2 separate regions of the Homo sapiens genome follow, and region 2 is linked to region 1. A link is an interaction called in ENCODE POLR2A ChIA-PET data of the cell type or tissue named here. Cell type or tissue: MCF 10A. All regions are shown on one strand. Links, peaks and the distances in the headings refer to the core of each region. The heading gives the core; the rest is flanking DNA. Region 1 overlaps JAG1 (jagged canonical Notch ligand 1). Region 2 overlaps SLX4IP (SLX4 interacting protein).

Region 1 (8,337 bases), core at 272-8,271:
TGGGTAGCTCTGGACAAGCCCTGGGTTCCCAGGGGACATAACTCCCTGACCTGCGAGGTGACAGGAGGTCCAGGAAAGGTGCTGTGAATGCTGCAGTGTGGCGGGGAGGTCTCTCACATGTCCCTAACAAGTATACTGACCTGGCTCTTATCACAGGCCAGGATCAACCTCAAGCTGTTCACTCTACCGGGTGGATTGTTTCAATAGCTAAAAGGGAGGGGAAAGAACACCATGTCGACACCATACTATTACAGAAGAGCCTATGTCTCCCCCCTCCTCAACCCCTTCTGCCTAACGCTTAGTTACCATTGTAAGCAGGTCACAGTGACATAATGTTCACAGTCCTCAACGTTTGTGGCAGGGAGGGGAGAACAAACAGGTGTCTATGACCCTGACTGGCATCAGCCATAGCCAAGGCTGACAGAGCTTCCCTGCCACCCCCACACACACCCCCCCACGGCATTACAGGGTAGCCCTCTGGGGAGGAAGACTCGAACCTTGGACTTTCATGAGCTCCCCCTCCAGGGAGGATGACATCCAAAAAGCTGGACTTAAGATTCCCAAGCTAGAAGAGTGACCCAAATGGCCTGGGACTCTCTGGCACATCGGAGCTCAGCAATGATTCTGTGGCTCCAAGTAGCCCAATAAGCCAGCCACAGGTGGAAGCTGCCCACGTAGCAGGCACCAAGCCCTCACTGCACCCACGGTGTGCATTCACCATTTTCTGTCAGCAAAAAAAAGCAAGGCAAGGAAAGATGAAAATATATTATTCACAGTGAAAGCAAACAAAAAAAAATGGTAAGATAGAAAAGCAAAAAGTACAAGGCATTCAGAGAACAGAGAGCCAAGACAAGAAGCTGGATCCACTCTTCCTCATGCACAGACCAAGAGATTTCAGTGAGCATCAAGTTTTCCAGCGACCGCAACCCAAACTCTGCTGGCAAAAAGGGAACTTGAAGTTTCGGCTCGTGAGCGAAAACACTGTAAAGTTACAATTAAAGAGCAAGACTACTTTGTAAGCCAGACTATGTCATTTCAATCACATCCTCCATGGCTTATCCACCAAAACCAACCCCTCAGTCCTGAAAGGCAACCTGCACTGAAAACAGAGCCATCTTTCAGAAAGGGACAAGGCAGGTAATGGCTGTGAAGCTCTGGAATTGCGCTTCAATGAAAGGTTTGTGGAGCAGTGTGGGAAACCCGGAGAGACTAGAAGCTCACCTGCCCACCAAGTGAAATTCAAGGTCGGTCTCTAGAGCCCAGCACCACCTTTATGGCTTTATCTTTCTGATGAGAGATTAAACACTCACTTAAAGTTTAAATGGACTTTTAAAAAGTCACTACTTTGATCCTTTAGCAGACTACAAGGTTTTAAAGTTGTAAAACCATTAAGATCTCTATCCCGAAGATAATCTAGGTTTCATAATCAGGGAATGAGTTAACTGGGATTCTGTTCTGGCCACTTAATATTCCAAGCAAAAATCCTAGAAAAGTTAAGGAATACATTCCACTGAAGGTTCACCCTGGGGTACAGGGGAGAACAGAAGGCAAGAGGTGGCAGAAATGCTAAGTACTAAGGAGACAGATCCAGCTCCAACTGGTTGGCCAAGCCCCACACTTCCACGTGTGTTTAGAGAAAAGTCCACAGAAGCGATACTTACGAACGGTGTCATTACTGGAATCCCACGCCTCCACAAGCAACGTATAGGACCTCTGCAAGACAAACAAACAATTTAGCAATTCAGAAACAGGGTCGACTTTCCAAAATCTCGTACATTCTTGGCCTCCCAGAATACCCCACCAAACAAAACCATAATGCCAAAATAAAAATTCTGTTGGTTGTTGCATTGAGTTCCTGGATGTTTAAATCCAAACCAACTCCCCTTCCTTTGTCAGCACTCTTCCCAGGTTGACAAATGACTCCTTTCACCTGGCAGGGACGCACTGGAGTCAACATGCATGCAGGCAGCTCAAAGTTGAGATCAGGAAATGCCACCTCACTATATGATATGAGAGTATTTAGCATATAGTTTCCCAAAACTTTCCAGACCCTGACCCTAGTGCATGAGGAAACACACACACACACACACACACACACACACACACACACAAAGAATTTATTCTAAGCTAACCTAACCAGGTATTTGTACCGAGGGGGTATTGCTAAGGTTACACTTTGGGCCCTGGTGAGGCAGTCTCTAGGGAGGCCCCCTTTTCCTTTTTAGAACCCCTTTGAAAACTCTGTCTATGTGAGACCATCCTGGCTCCCACAAGTATCGGGTAACTCTAGGAAACAGGAGGGGGTAGATGCAAAGTGACTCTGCAAGACAAAGAAGTCAACCTCACTTGGGCGGTGGAGTTGGGGGCAGATCCCAGGGAAGAAAGTACAAAGGGAGAAACAACCGCACACCCATGGGTTATATTTATTGATGAACTTATCTGTTAATAAGATCTAACATTCCAAGAATAATCAGAGTCTACTAACTAAACAAATTCCCTGGATACTGGCAAGATGCCAGCTGTTAAACTGAAGGCACCTTTTATCTTCCAAGCTTATCTCAGAATTCCACCTCCCCACCCCCAGCCAAACCTAAGCTATTAGCAAATTCCCTCCTTTTCTAAAATTTTCCTTCGTAATTTACAGTAAGGTCAGTCTCACAAAACACCAGCGTTTAAATGAAGCTTCTGCTATCTTGGCACTGAAGAAATGTACTCAAGGCAGGTGGGGTAGACAAGGAACATGAACTAGGTTATGAATCCCTGCTTTGCTGTGTCAGAAACCAAGCCATAGGAAATAGAAGCGTGTATAGATTAAATAATACCGTGCTGTGCCACCAGAAGCACACTGCTGCCAAGAGAAGAGAAAGCACCTATAAGATAAAGGAAAAAGAGAAAAAGGGAGGGTAAAAGGGAGTTTCATTCATAACTCAAGGCCAGCTTAGCGCTCTCAGAGTGACACAGCAGGTCATCTCTGAATATAAAAATATCTTGTGATAGACCCTGCCTTGGAATTCAGCCGAAATATGTTTCATACTCAAAGCAGAGTAGGATTCCATTTCGTTCACTGATAACTGTGGGAAAATGCTCAGAAAAGCAAGCAAAACCGGGCAAGCCAGGGCACATACCCAGCCCTCTCCTGTTAGTGGCCACAGGTCCAAATTCATTGCTGTTGTTACTATTTTATTAGCGAAAGTTATACCTTATTTACTGCCTCTTTAAGTTTCTTAGGACTTCCTGCAAATTACAGGACTCTTCCCTAAGAGCAGCAAGAAATTATATTTCTCTACTGATTTGAGGTAAGAGCACAGTCAAAATGAGGCCAGATGTGTGGCTGATTCTGTATAATTAAGCCCTTCATTTGCTGGTCACGTTGAGGCCCACGTCCTCCACTTCAACAGTATTGTTGTAATTAATCCTCTGATTAAATGCATTGATACCAGGAGTTTTGACAGACTTGCACAAGCGCTAAACACATAATACCCACAAACCCCACTGCAAGGGAAGGTGCCGGGACTGAGCTGGCATGGCAGTACTAACTCAGTTTAATACTCAAAGAGGAAAGCATCCTTAGGTCTTGCACAAGAACTTGGACGACCAAGCAGTCTACCAGGCTCATCCTCGCCAGAACTGGGAAAACCTCAGAAGTTGCTGACCGACATCACCCCACCTGGAGAGAAAAGAATTGCACACAGCCCTACGTGCCTGGCTCTGTGATTTTCCATGAACTGCCCTTCTTTCTCAGAGGCAGAGACAGGGTGAGGGCAGGGAGCTACAGTGACGGCAACAAAGCCTGGACTTTTTTTCCTGTCTGTTTCAGGGAGGGGATTAGGGTCTCCTGGGGCAGGAGGATTCCTCCTGCCCAGCCCTACAGAGAAAAAGGATTCCCTCCAAGGTTCCTATTAGGAGGCACTCAACCTCCCACTCCATCCCCACACTATAGATCAGCAATCAAGATAATTTAACAATGATTATTAGTTGCTAGAGAACTTTAATTTTTCCCAGGCCCACACTTGACCTCTGTACATCCCTGAACATACACCCAGGCACTGAGATCCCAGATCATGCACCCCACATCAAAGCAGGGACCAGGCCACAGAGCAGCAAATCCACTATGCCGAAGTCACATACAAGCAGCCACTGCAACTCTGACCCCCAGTAGAGGCGGAGTCCTCCATCCCAGGAGGGCTTGGAAAGGCAAGTGTTCAAACTTAAGTTTATACAGCAAAACAACAACAACAAAAGCAAATACCTGGGTTTTTCTTGATTTCAGACTACAGAACTAAGACTCTGCCGAAGAGTCACCTGGCTTTCATCTTTCCTTATGTTTTCCAGAACAGTACTGTGAAGGCCACACAGGAAGGAGGGGTAGCAAACAGATCTTTAGTCTGGATTTGCAAAGTGAGTCACTTCAGCCCCTTCCCAGCTCCAAGCCCAAGGAAATCTGGAAACCTGGCAGCTGGTTCCCATTCTGGTGTGGCATCAAAGAGGAATGGTCAGCCTTCGGAATTGCTTTTTGGAAGATTTCTGTGGAATTCTACCTAGAGGAGAGTCCTGGCATCAAAGCCCCAAGGCATCCAAGGGCCACCAGGTTCCCAGCAAGGCTGGGGCCCCTGCACCTCCTCCCGCCCTCCACACTTAGGCTGCTGTGCCAAGGTTGTGTTCTCTGCCCTGTCCCACTCCATGGCGGTTACCTTGGCACTGGGCAGAGCGGTAAGCACTTAATTGCCACATTAAGAAGGGGGGATGTAAGAAACAAAGGTAATTGTGTTGGCAGCCGGGAGCTTCCTTTTCCTGGCAACAGTGACAGCCAAACCAAGCCCTGAGAAGCGGCTGCCTCCCCTCCTGCCAAGCTGACGGACACAAATAAACCGCCATCCAAACGGCACGCGTGCGGCGTCCAAAACCCCAGGCTGCTGCGACAGGCAGGCCCGCCGGCGGCACGCACATCCTGGGAATGCCCGACGTGCCAACGCGGCCATTGTGCACAGTCAGTCGGCTCCCAGGGTTCGTCAGGGGCCCTGAGCTCTGCTGACTCAACTGTTGCTTCCTGTCGCTTGTCCTGTGTTAGCATTATTTTTGGAGAGGCCCTATTATTCTCCATAATCCTCATTTCAGTCAATTCGGCCAACTCTATTGTCCTGCCTGTGTCTGGGTGGCCAGAGTATAAAATATTCCAGTCACAAAACATATTAAGCAGAAAAGGTTGCAGGGAGTCCATGTGTGGCGCATGCACACGTACTCATGCACACAATGCGAGTGGGTTTTGGGAAAGTGAGATAAGAAAGGACAACTATCCTATAGCATCTAGGCTAAGACTTCAGGCACAGAAAGCAATCAAGTCTGTAGGGCTTGACATGTCAATAGAGTCCGATCTGGTTACAAAGGGTGATTTTCTCATCAAAGCCCACTCAAAGGCTCACCAAGGGGCCCCAAAGCTCATATCCAGATTTGTGACTCTCAATGAGACATCCCCACCCCCTTTCCCATCATTACCCTTACCTGTTTGAAAAGCATCCCACTGATAATTAAATGCACCAGTTACAAAAGGGTGGCGAGGTTAATAGATAGAATACCAAGAAGCCAGCCAAGCACAACGGTCTGGTTCACACAGAGCAAGCCTGAACAAGAAGCCTTTCTGTTTATTTACCAAAAGTGCATAAAAACTGGGTTGAGCTGGTAGAGGACTCTGCATGTTTGACTATTTATGTACTCCTTTAACTACTGGGAGCCACCTTGCGGAATTTCTTCCCAGCACACGCACTGCACCAATGGTAGATGTCACTGGCACCATAAAAAAAAAAAAAAAAAAAAAAAACAGCAGTCACAGGGCTGCTGTGGTCCATGCGGTAATCAGAAATCAGCAAAGAAGTCACAACACAGCCACCCAGTGCCATGCACCAAAGTAAAGGTGGGATTTTTCTGAACCCAGGACCCTCCTCCATTTCCACCACCATTTTAGAATCACCACTTTCCATTCATCCCAATGTATCTTCCAACAGTTGGAAGAAAAGATTAAGTTTTGAGAGATATATATATATTTAAAAGCTGAAGCCAAGAGTCACTTCTCTCAGCAGCCTAGATCCTAGGCTTGAAGGATGGGGGTAGGTGGAAGAGCAACATGCCTTACAGAAGTTTACCATGGAAGAATTTGCAGGAGTATTTGCATTTATGGATTACAACGCTAATTGTATGCACATCCAGAGATCATGCATTCTTACATTGTCACTAACCTTGAAAGCCGGACATTGGGACCAACTTCTGGCCCTTCTACAATGGGGCCAGTGGGTGATATGAATCCAGCCAAGGCCTCTGGTTCACATTCCTGTTTTCAGATCAGGAACTGTGAAGGCTCCTTGTTACCTTGACACTGTTTTTTTTTTTTTAAGTAACTTTTTTCTCCATGCTAAACTTTCCACGTCTTCTATCTAAAAGGTCCCCAAAGGCACCACTATTTGGTGTGAAGATTTTGAGCAGCACTTAGATTGCTGATTTTCTGGGAGGTTGCATGCCTGTAAGTTGCTGCTGACTCTCCTTTTAACCCACTGAACTCCCCCAAGAGCCTCCACGCCAAAGTTTCACCGTTTTCTAAAAACATCTTAAGTCCCTGTAGAATTACGGGTGTGGAACTGGTGGGTTGCAAATTCCTATAAGTACTGGAGGTTTGAATAAGTTGCTAAGAAACAAGACAACAAGGAGAAAGAAAACACAGAAGGTTACACCTGCAAGAGAAAAAAAAATTAGAAACCAAGTACCTGGAATAAAGATTCCATTTTTGGAGCAGCTATTCTGCAGATACTTAGCACAGCTCTTTCAAAGCAAGCACAGCTTCACTTTCCCCCAAGCCCAGTGTTGCAACACAGATACATCACTTCATCCCTTTGGTTTGAGGTAGACTTCTTAGGGCAAAAGGCGTTTTCTCCACATGCAGAAAGTCCCTTGCTCTGAGCACATACGTACACACATGCTCTTTCTTTGTATACATGCTGACTACACGGGCAGGATGCAAATCCTGGCTGCAGAAAGGAGGCAGGTCAAATCAGAACCCCATCCTTAAGCCCTCCATGTGCCCACACCATATCTACAGAAGCTCAGGGACTGGAAAAGACAGCAAAAGGCATAAAAGTAAGGGCCTGTCAATTACATTCTGTGATTAGCATCGTGGCAATTGGTCATTCAGGCCTGAAGCATGAAGGGGGCCAAAGCTGGCATCCCTCACACAGAAGAATCACGTTTCATTGGATTTTCCAAAAAAAAAAAAAAAAAAAAAAAAAAAAAAAAAAAAAAAAAGTTGATCTCAGCAAGTCTTTTAATAGGATCAATGGAATTTAAATATGAGGCTAATAAGCCAGATACCCCAATTTCTTCCCCTAACGTTTCTCTAGATTCATTTCACTCTGGGGCCACCGATGCAGCAATACAGCTAACTGGGGTTCTGAAGTTCCCAAAAAGCTTTTGGAGATGAGTAGTGGTAATTACACTAATGTATTTTTAATAAGCAGGCACTACTGGGATTTAGCACTAATTTTGGGAGGTACAGATTAACCGTTTCAGTGATTTATAAGTGGTAATTCCTAAATTATTTCCTGTTAAGCCCAATTACTTCCCACAATAATGGTTCTTATCACTTGGTCCCCCAATTTGAGAATCATTAATCCAGATAGTTGCTGCAAGTTAAGCCCCTTAGAGCAGCAACAGTATGAGAATTAGAAGCCAGTGGTGAAAAACTACCCCAAGACCAGAGCCGGGGCAGGGGACACCACGTGGGACATACTCAGATATGATATATGACAGGAAGGGCCACCTCTACAAAGCCTTTCACATGCACACCAGAACATGGACTGTATTTCATATCTGACCAAATCGTTTCCTCCTCGTCCTCTCTAGAACATGAACAGTTGCTTGGATAGGGGTCATAATTCCAAACAAAAAGCATGAACTACATGACCTTCTACACTGACCTACCCCTGCACCCTTTGCTGATACCCAGCGTCAGCAAATTTGGGAGGACTCATGCAAATGGTAATTGTGCCTGCTAGGGGTTGGGAGCCCAAGGTGGTTTGGAGTTTTGTTTTGTTTTTAACCATATATCCTTTTCTTGCTATCTCTTGAATTCTGTACTAAGTTCATTTATTTCCCATTCAAGGAAATCAGTTTTAAAAGACATAGTTAATTGCCAAACTAAATGAAGCTGTGCCCTCTAGTTAAATACTCGCTCAGCTACTTAAGTGTTTCAGTTACGTTTCTACTCAGCCTGGAATCATTCTTGAAAGTTACGGACTGTGCCGTTTCTCCAACCACATACAGAAAAACAAATACACCTAAACTCCAATTTCTCTT
Region 2 (8,337 bases), core at 216-8,215, 76 kb before region 1:
TTTCTTGCTTATTTTGGCTTAACAGCTTGTTAATGATAGGTATGCAGTAATTTGTGATAAAGAGGGAAAAAAAGATGAAGAGAAATATTAGGAATAGAAGTATTAGTAATGAAAAAAAGACGTAATTAGATCAGGAATAGAAGTATTAGTAATGAAAAAAGACATAATTAAATTAGGTGGAAATTAAAATAAAAGACTATTAAGAACAACTTCGTGCCAATAAATTTGAAAACTAAGGTGAAATAGAAAAATTCATAGAAAAATATAAATTGTTAATGTGAGCTAAGAATAAATATAAACCCTGAATAGATTATTAAAGAATTTAAACCACTGGTTAAAAAAGAAAGCACCAGGTCTGGATATTTTACCAGGACAGTTCGCCCCAAAATTTAAGAACTAGGTAACTCCAGTTTTATGTACTTGAATAAATGTTAACATCTCCAATTCATTTTATGAGGTTACTATAACTTGACACTAAAAACTAGGATCAAAAAAGAAAAGAAAAAAACAGGACAATAAAAGAGAAGAAAATTACAGGTCAATCTCACTCAAATATAAAAGCAGAAATCCTAAACTAAATATTAGCAAGCTAAATTTGGCAATATAGAAAACAAAATCATGATATCATACAAAGTTGGCTCAGCATTAAAAGTCAATTTGTAATATTTACAACATTAATAAATTAAAAAGAGCAATGCATGTAACAATTATACAAGGTACAGGAAAAGCAACCAGTATTTATAATAAAAATTTTTAGAAAATTAGAAATATGTCTACAAAAAGTCTACAACAAATGTTCTCAGTAGTAAGTGAAACATTAACAGTGTTAGCTTTATAATAAGGAGCACCAGAAGATACCTACCAGCAGCAGTATTCAACACTCTACTGGAGGAGTTCCAGCCCAAAGAATAAAACAGGAAAAAAATATACAGGTGAAAAAATTGGAGATGAAGAAAAGTCCCTTTTTTGGTACATGGTATGATTGTATATGCAGAAAAATCTAAAATAAATATACATACAAATTACTCAAATTAAAACAAAGCTATAGCAAGCAAAACAGAATAGCACTGGCGTAAAAATGGGCCCTAGACCAACAGAACAAAATAGAGAGCCCAGAAATAAACTCATGTGTATATGGCCAAATATTCTTTGACAAGAGCACCAAAAATGCAAAATGGGGAAAGAATAGTCTCTTCAATAAATGGTTCTGGGTAAACTGGATATCCAAATGCAAAAGAATGAACTTGGATCTTTATCTTATACCATACACAAAAATTAAAATATATTAAAGTCTTAAATGTGAGACCTGAAACCATAAAACTTCTAGTAGAAGAAGTTGGGAAATGGCTCCTTGACATTGGTCCTGACAATGATTTTTTTGGATGTGACCCCAAAAGACAGGTAACAAAAGCAACTATATCAAACTAAAAACTTCTGTGCAGCAAAGGAAACAATCAACAAAATGAAAAGGTAACCTATAGAATGGAATAAATATTTTCAAGCCCATATATCTAATAAGGGATTAATATCCAAAATATATAAGGAACTCATACAACTCAATAGCAAAGAAAAAAAAGGAAAAGGAAGAAAGAAAACAACTAAATTAAATACCCCAATTAAAAATGGGGAAGGACCTAAGTAGATATTTTCCCAAAGAAAACATATAATTGTAAACAGGTATATGGAAAGGTGCTTAACGTTATTTACCATCAGGAAATGCACGTTATGACCACAGTGAGATGTCATCTCATACCTGTTAGAATGGCTGTTATAAAAAGAGATAATAAGTATTGGTGAAGGTGTGGAGAAAAGGGAACCCTTGCATGCTTTTGATGGGAGTGTAAATTAGTACAGCCATTATGGAAAACAGTATGGAGATTCTTCAGAAAAGTAGAAACAGAACTACCATATGATCCAGCAGTCTCACGTCTGGGTATATATACAAAGGAAATGAAACTAGCATCTTTAAAAATGTGCTGTATGTATACAATGGAACATTACTCAGCCATAAAAAAAGAAGGAAATCCTACTATTTGTGTCAGCACTGATGAACCTGGAGTGCATTATGCTACATGAAGTAAGCCAGACATAGACAAATACTGTGTGATCTCACTTGTATGTAGAATCTAAAAAAGCCTAATTCATAAAAGCAGAGAGTAGAATGATGATTGCCAGAGGCAGGGGTAGGGACAGAGTCTGGCTAGGGGAAGGGGTCAATGAGGGAAGGAAGGGGAGATTTGGTCAAAGGACACAAACTATCAGTTATAAGGTGAATAAGTTCTGGGGAATCTAATGTACACTGTGGTGACTGTAGTTAATAATCATTGCATACTTGAAATTTGGTAAGAGAGATCTTTAAATGTTCTCACTGCAAGAAAAAGAGAGATAACTATATGAGGTGATAGTTGTATTAATTAGCCTGATTGTGGTAATCATTTCACAATAGATACATATATCAAATCATCATGTTCTATACCTTAAATGTATACAACTTTTATTTATCAATTATACCCCAATAAAGGTGGGGAAAAAAGATTTAATAGGCATTTCAGCTGACAACATATAGAAGTCAGTTACAACAGCAGGCAGTTTAAAAATGTAGTTTTTAGGAGATAACATTTACATGACAACACTAAAAAAACTTTATTGGAAGGTATTAAATAAGTTATTAAAAATAATTAGGAGATTTACCATGTCAAATGTATGGGAAGTGTCATTATCATAAAGATGTTTATTTTCTCCAAATTGATCTATAAATTCAAGGTCTTTCTGATCCAACCCTGAAAGGGCTTTTCATGCAACTGGACAAGCTAATAAAAGGATAAAAGGCCAAGAATAACTTCAAGTACTCCTGATGAAGAAGAAAAATAATGTTGGGAGTCAGGAAAGGAAATTGCCCTACTAGATTAAGATTTATTATAAATAAAGCTCAGGTAATTAACATAGTGTTAACTGACTGATGATAAGCTAGTGGAATAAAGTGAGTCAGAAAGAGAGGTCTGTGTATGACAGACCTGGCAACCAGGGATCAGTGGGGATCTTCTGTTGAATACTCAATTTATTATTCATTTGGGAAAGAATAAAAACGGATTTCTAAATGGTATCATACACAAAGTCAATGTTCATAGTACTGAGGTTTTTAAAAATCACGTTATAAAACAACATTCATCATATGATTTCGTTTTTGTAGAAAGAAATAAGAGTATATGTGATTATATATTTTGAGAAAAGACCTAGAAGATATCAAAAGTCGAAAGTGACAAAGGGTCTCTGGGTGGTCGGATTGTTGAAGATTCATTTCTCTTTACACCTTTTTTTGTCTAGATTTTTAAAAATACATTGAGTCTATGTTACTTTTAATTAGGAAAAAAATTTTTTTTACTTTGAATTTTTTTTAACTATTCTTTTAGATTAAATTTAGCATTATTTTTCGCAGCTTCCAAACTGCCTCCTCCCCTTACACACATAAAAAATAACAGTTTCATTGTGATATTTGACTGGAATTGTCTGGTACACAATAGGCACTCGGTACATATTTGTTAAACAAATAAATATGGGAACAATTCACATCTTTATGATGGTTAGCCCTTCCAGTTGAGAACATGGTATATTAATCTTTTTAAGACCTTTTCCTAATTAATTATGAAAACTTTGTAATTTTTTAATGCAGATCCCACACATTTATACAATTAATGATTTCTAAAATTATATCATCTTTTCATTTTCCCCCATATTGAGTCAAACCCTTGAGTATCATTTTATTTTATTTTATTTATGTATGTATTTATTTATTTTTTTAATTTTATTTTTAGAGACAGAGTCTTGCTCTGTCACCCAGGCTGGAGTGCAGTGGCGCGATCTCGGCTCACTGCAACCTCTGCCTCCCGGGTTCTAGCAATTCTCCTGCCTCAGCCTCCGGAGTAGCTGGGATTACAGGCGCACACTGCCACACCCGGCTAATTTTTTGTATTTTAGTAGAGATGGGGTTTCGCTGTGTTGCTCAGGCTGGTCTCAAACTCTTGAGCTTAGGCATTCCACTCGCCTCAGCCTCTCAAAGTGCTAGAATTACAGGCATGAGCCACCGCACCCGGCTGAGTATCTTTAATGTCAGACCTAAGAGTCAGAAAGATGATTTTAACGTAGAAAAACATGCCCTGTTTAGTAAGGTTAAGGACCTGGGTTTATTTAGCTTAGAATAAATGACTAAATTGAAACTGAATACCTATCTTCAAGCATTTGGTAGTGGCCAGCTTTCCTTTAGCTCTGCCGAAGACACACAAAAAAGAAATTCAACTGAAGTGTGAAGAATTTAAGTTAGAGATTGCAAACTGACAATATAAAGCTACGTTGGCTCTCAGAGACATATTATTTGGACCACACAATATATTTTAAAAGTTTGAATTGTTTGCAAAGTTAAAATTTGAAGAGATTTCACATAAAAACTTGGATTTCCAGCTTTTCTGGTACCCCTGTGCCCTAGTTTCCGATGAGTTTGAAAATCACTGCTGTCCCCTTTAAACAAGCCCTGAGCTCTCTCCAGTTTTCCAGTCAGAACCCAACCCTTTTCCTGTTACCTGTCTTACCCCTCAGGCATTAAGTTTGCAATCTCAGTTCATATAAAGGACAGATAAAGTGGCACATAGGTAGGTATAGCATCTTCTCACTCAGCATTTTGGTGTTGTTTTTAAAAGATGGTTTTAATGTGGTCCTGGCTGACAAACAGGAAATGAACTAGGAGACTTCCAAGGTTGTTTCTTGTCCTTTGGGTCCATGGTCCTGTTAGAATAGTCCAGTGGTTCATGAACTCTCTTTCTCATTGCACATGATCTAGAATCTCAGAGTTGAAATGGATTCCCTGCAAGACAGGGAGGCCACAGAGGATATGCTTCATCTGGTGTTCCTCTGTATGCACAGGAAATTTGAAATCCATTGCAGAGGGGCCTGCTTGAACAGCTAATAGTTCAAACAAGCAGCTACCTCATTTAGAAGGCTTATTAAACATCTCTGTTTCTTTTGTGTATAGTTATTTAAAGATGAGTGAAGGGTTTTAAAGAGAACTTTGAGTTTTATAAGTACACAGTATTATATTATTCTTATCATTATGCATGGCCTGGCAGAGTTATGATTGTGGGAACCATAGTTTTGAATATCATTTCATCTATGCTTGCGTGTTATCCAAACACAGTTTTCATATTTAATGTTAAGGGCCTTTTTTTAAATAAACAAAAAAGTGGGAAAGCAACATGGGGAAGAAATCTGAAGTGATCATTTCTCAATTTGTTTTATTCTAATTTTTGTCTGCTCTGAAAAGCCTTCTTATTCCATGTGAACAATCTCTGATGGGTCCCACAGAAAATGAAATTTGTGGCACATGTGCCCTCTGGCATTACCTACAAAGTCAAAAGGGTGACAGGCAGAAAATGGGTGTTTTTTTCTAAATAAATTTGGCTCCGAAGAATTATTTTATAAATAATGATTTTATTCATGAAACATTTCATGCTCCATTTGTTTTGGCATCAAATAGACATAGCTTTATTGTGACTCAGAGTCTAGTACTGTCCTTATTTAGGGACATGAAATGTTATCTCAAGGGAACCTTTTTGGAATCTCTAAATGTCTTGGGTAATAAGTGAAATTTTTAGCCTAGGATCAAATATTCCACTTACCCACCAAATTTGTTTCCCAGTTGTGGTCTTAGACTAGGATCCCGTATGTATATTCCTAAACTTGGGACAGGACTCTTGGTTTTCAGTTCCCACAGAACAACCCCTTTCTCCAACCCCCCCCCATCACCAGCAATAGAGGAGGTCACACTTGGACCCATAACATGTTTCCAAAGGCCCCATCAAGGCTTTTTCATAGGCCCCATCTCATACTTAGTCTCTTTTCATGTTTGAAGTGACAGCATCAAACTCATGATTTCCCTACCCTTTCTACCCTAGGCCTTTTGATAAGGACAAGGTGCAACTTTCTGAGTGACACAGTTTGGGATGTAATGAGTTACAACTTCATTTTTCCTTAATGAAATAGCTTGAAAGCACACGTATTCTTCATCTTTTTTTTTTTTTTTTTTTTTTTTTTTTTTGAGATGGAGTCTCACTCTGTTGCCCAGGCCGGAGTGCAGTGCCATGATCTCGGCTCACTGCAACCTCTGCCTCCTGGGTTCAAACGATTCTCTTGCCTCAGCCTCCCAAGTAACTGGGACTACAGGTGCGTGCCACCACGCCTGGCTAATTTTTTTATTTTAGTAGAGACAGGGTTTCACCATGTGAGCCAGGATGGTCTCGATCTCCTGACCTCGTGATCTGCCCACCTTGGCCTCCCAAAGTGCTGGGATTACAGGCGTGAGCCACTGTGCCTAGCCTCTTCATCTTTTAAGTATATTATATGTTCCTAGTCTAGTCTAATACCCAAGATACTGTCAGTACTCAGTTGGTATCAGCCTCTTTCTTCCTGTTCTCTTATTAAATCACAACCAAGCTTGAGAACTGACTCATGACTTCAGACTGGAAACAGTCACATGTCTGAACTGGCGTGCAATGCAGAGCTGCTTCCGGGTTAGCACATAGTAATCTGATTATGACAAAGTGCCCTTTCTTAAAGCAAATATCAGACCACTATCCAACCTACCTAAGTAAGCTTATCTTCACCAAAATTTTAACTATCTACAAATCCATAATTTTATTTCTTTGAAATTATCATTAGGACCAAATTTTCAGGTCATCTGTATGCCAGTCTTTGAATTGTCATTATAGCTTTAGTTTGAACCTGTAATTTCCTACAGCAGTTAAAGGAGAAGTCAAAATTAATAAATGGCTGGCATTTTAAAAGAGCATACAGGTTGAAATTTTGTGTTTAGGCAACTGAGGTTAAAAAAAAAAGCTTAGCTGGGTGCAGTGGCTCACACCTGTAATCTCAGCATTTTGGGAGGTCCAGGCAGCAGGATCGCTTGAGCCCAGGAGTTCAAGACTAACCTTGGCAACATAGGGGGACCATGTCTCTAAAAATAATTTTAAAACTTAGATGAGTGTGGTAGCATGCACCTGTGGTCCCAGCTACTCAGGAGGTTGAAGTGAGAGAATCATCTGAGCCCAGGAGGTTGAGGCTGCAGTGAATTGTGATTGTGCCACTGCACTCCAGCCTGGGCAACACAGCAAGACCCTGTCAAAAAAAAAATTCAAATGTAGAATGGGGTTGTTCTATAACACAACTAGCCTGATCTCTTTAAAAGTTCAGAGTTCTTTTTTTAAAAGGTAAAGGGAGATTATTTTAGATTAAAAGAGATATAAGCAAATACATCTCTTAAAATCCATGATCTTTGGTTGGATCCGATTCAAAGGAAAATCAGATCAGTGATACACATTTTGGGACAATGGAGAAATTTGAATATAGGCTGATTATTTGATCGGTAATGTCATACTCAGTTGTAATAATAGTGTCGTGGTGATGAAGGAGAATTTCCTTATTGCTCAAGAGCTGTGCTCACATGTTTAGGAGTAAGGTTTCATGATGTCCACTTCGAAGCAGTTTAGAAAATATGTGTATGAAATACGGCAAAATATTAACTGTTATTGAATCTAGATGGTGGGTTTTGGGATGTTCATGACATTATTTTTCTACTTTTCTGAATGTTTGAAATGTTTCAGACTGTGTGAGTGATGATAATAATGGAGTCATCTCAGGGAGAGAAGTACTGAGGGGCATCGTAGGTCTTCCTGAGCCTGCCTTGTAGTTTGGGAGAAGGCTTTGCTGGAAGAGAGCCACACAGGTGGTGGGTGGGGTCCACAATGAAGTGGAATTCACCTGCCCGGAGGTCCTGATGGCTCACCAAGCCACACAGAGGCATTTTCCCAGGCTCGTCCATGAATGGTCTCGTAATAGCTGTGGGAGAGGACTTCCCACTGTTACGCACCAGACCACAGACTCCCGTTGGCAGCTGTGGGGAAGCTCAAGTCGCCTTAGCTATGAATCCCCTGGAAAACAAGTGAGGCTGGATAGTTTTACAGTAAAATCTCTCATTGAATATTTGCTCTCAGTGTCTTGGGACTGTGAACTGTGACAACCCAAATAAATGACCACTCCCTTAAAACCATTACTCATTGGAACATGGTACTACTTGAAACTAATCTACTGCCTTGCTAAGCCAGGATGGAATTTGTTCAATTCATATTTGAGTTTTTTTGTCGTAATTTTTGCCTTTCTGTTTATGAAGACTGCAAATTTCTAGTAGAGCCATTTTGGAGCAGCTTATTTTAGACAGAATATGAAATAAAATAGTAGGAGGACTGTGGTTTGTCCTTTCTTTCTCTCATATGCATTACTGACCACCTCTCCATT

What was found. Peaks named below come from ENCODE experiments on the same cell type or tissue, not always from the same donor. Only the 100,000 strongest peaks of a DNase experiment are listed, where the experiment ranks them.
Region 2: POLR2A ChIA-PET joins it to region 1 with 10 read pairs; 9 of 35 experiments call an interaction of 5 or more read pairs at or near these places.

The regions. Positions count from the first base shown.
Region 1 is chr20:10,662,302-10,670,638 of GRCh38, forward strand. It overlaps JAG1 (jagged canonical Notch ligand 1), which reads right to left. Exons shown (of 26, transcript NM_000214.3): 3 at 1,662-1,713. Among named protein-coding and RNA genes, the nearest start is that of JAG1, 7.5 kb to the right of the region's middle. In MCF 10A, for the core only: a CTCF peak has its summit at 5,743 (motif pointing left); DNase peaks (open chromatin) are centred at 3,080, 3,640, 4,840 and 5,660.
Region 2 is chr20:10,586,568-10,594,904 of GRCh38, forward strand. The region is part of intron 4 of SLX4IP (SLX4 interacting protein); the gene reads left to right. Among named protein-coding and RNA genes, the nearest start is that of MIR6870, 59 kb to the right of the region's middle. RefSeq lists an enhancer at 6,394-6,688. In MCF 10A, for the core only: no CTCF peak of the experiment used is centred there; DNase peaks (open chromatin) are centred at 4,574 and 6,514.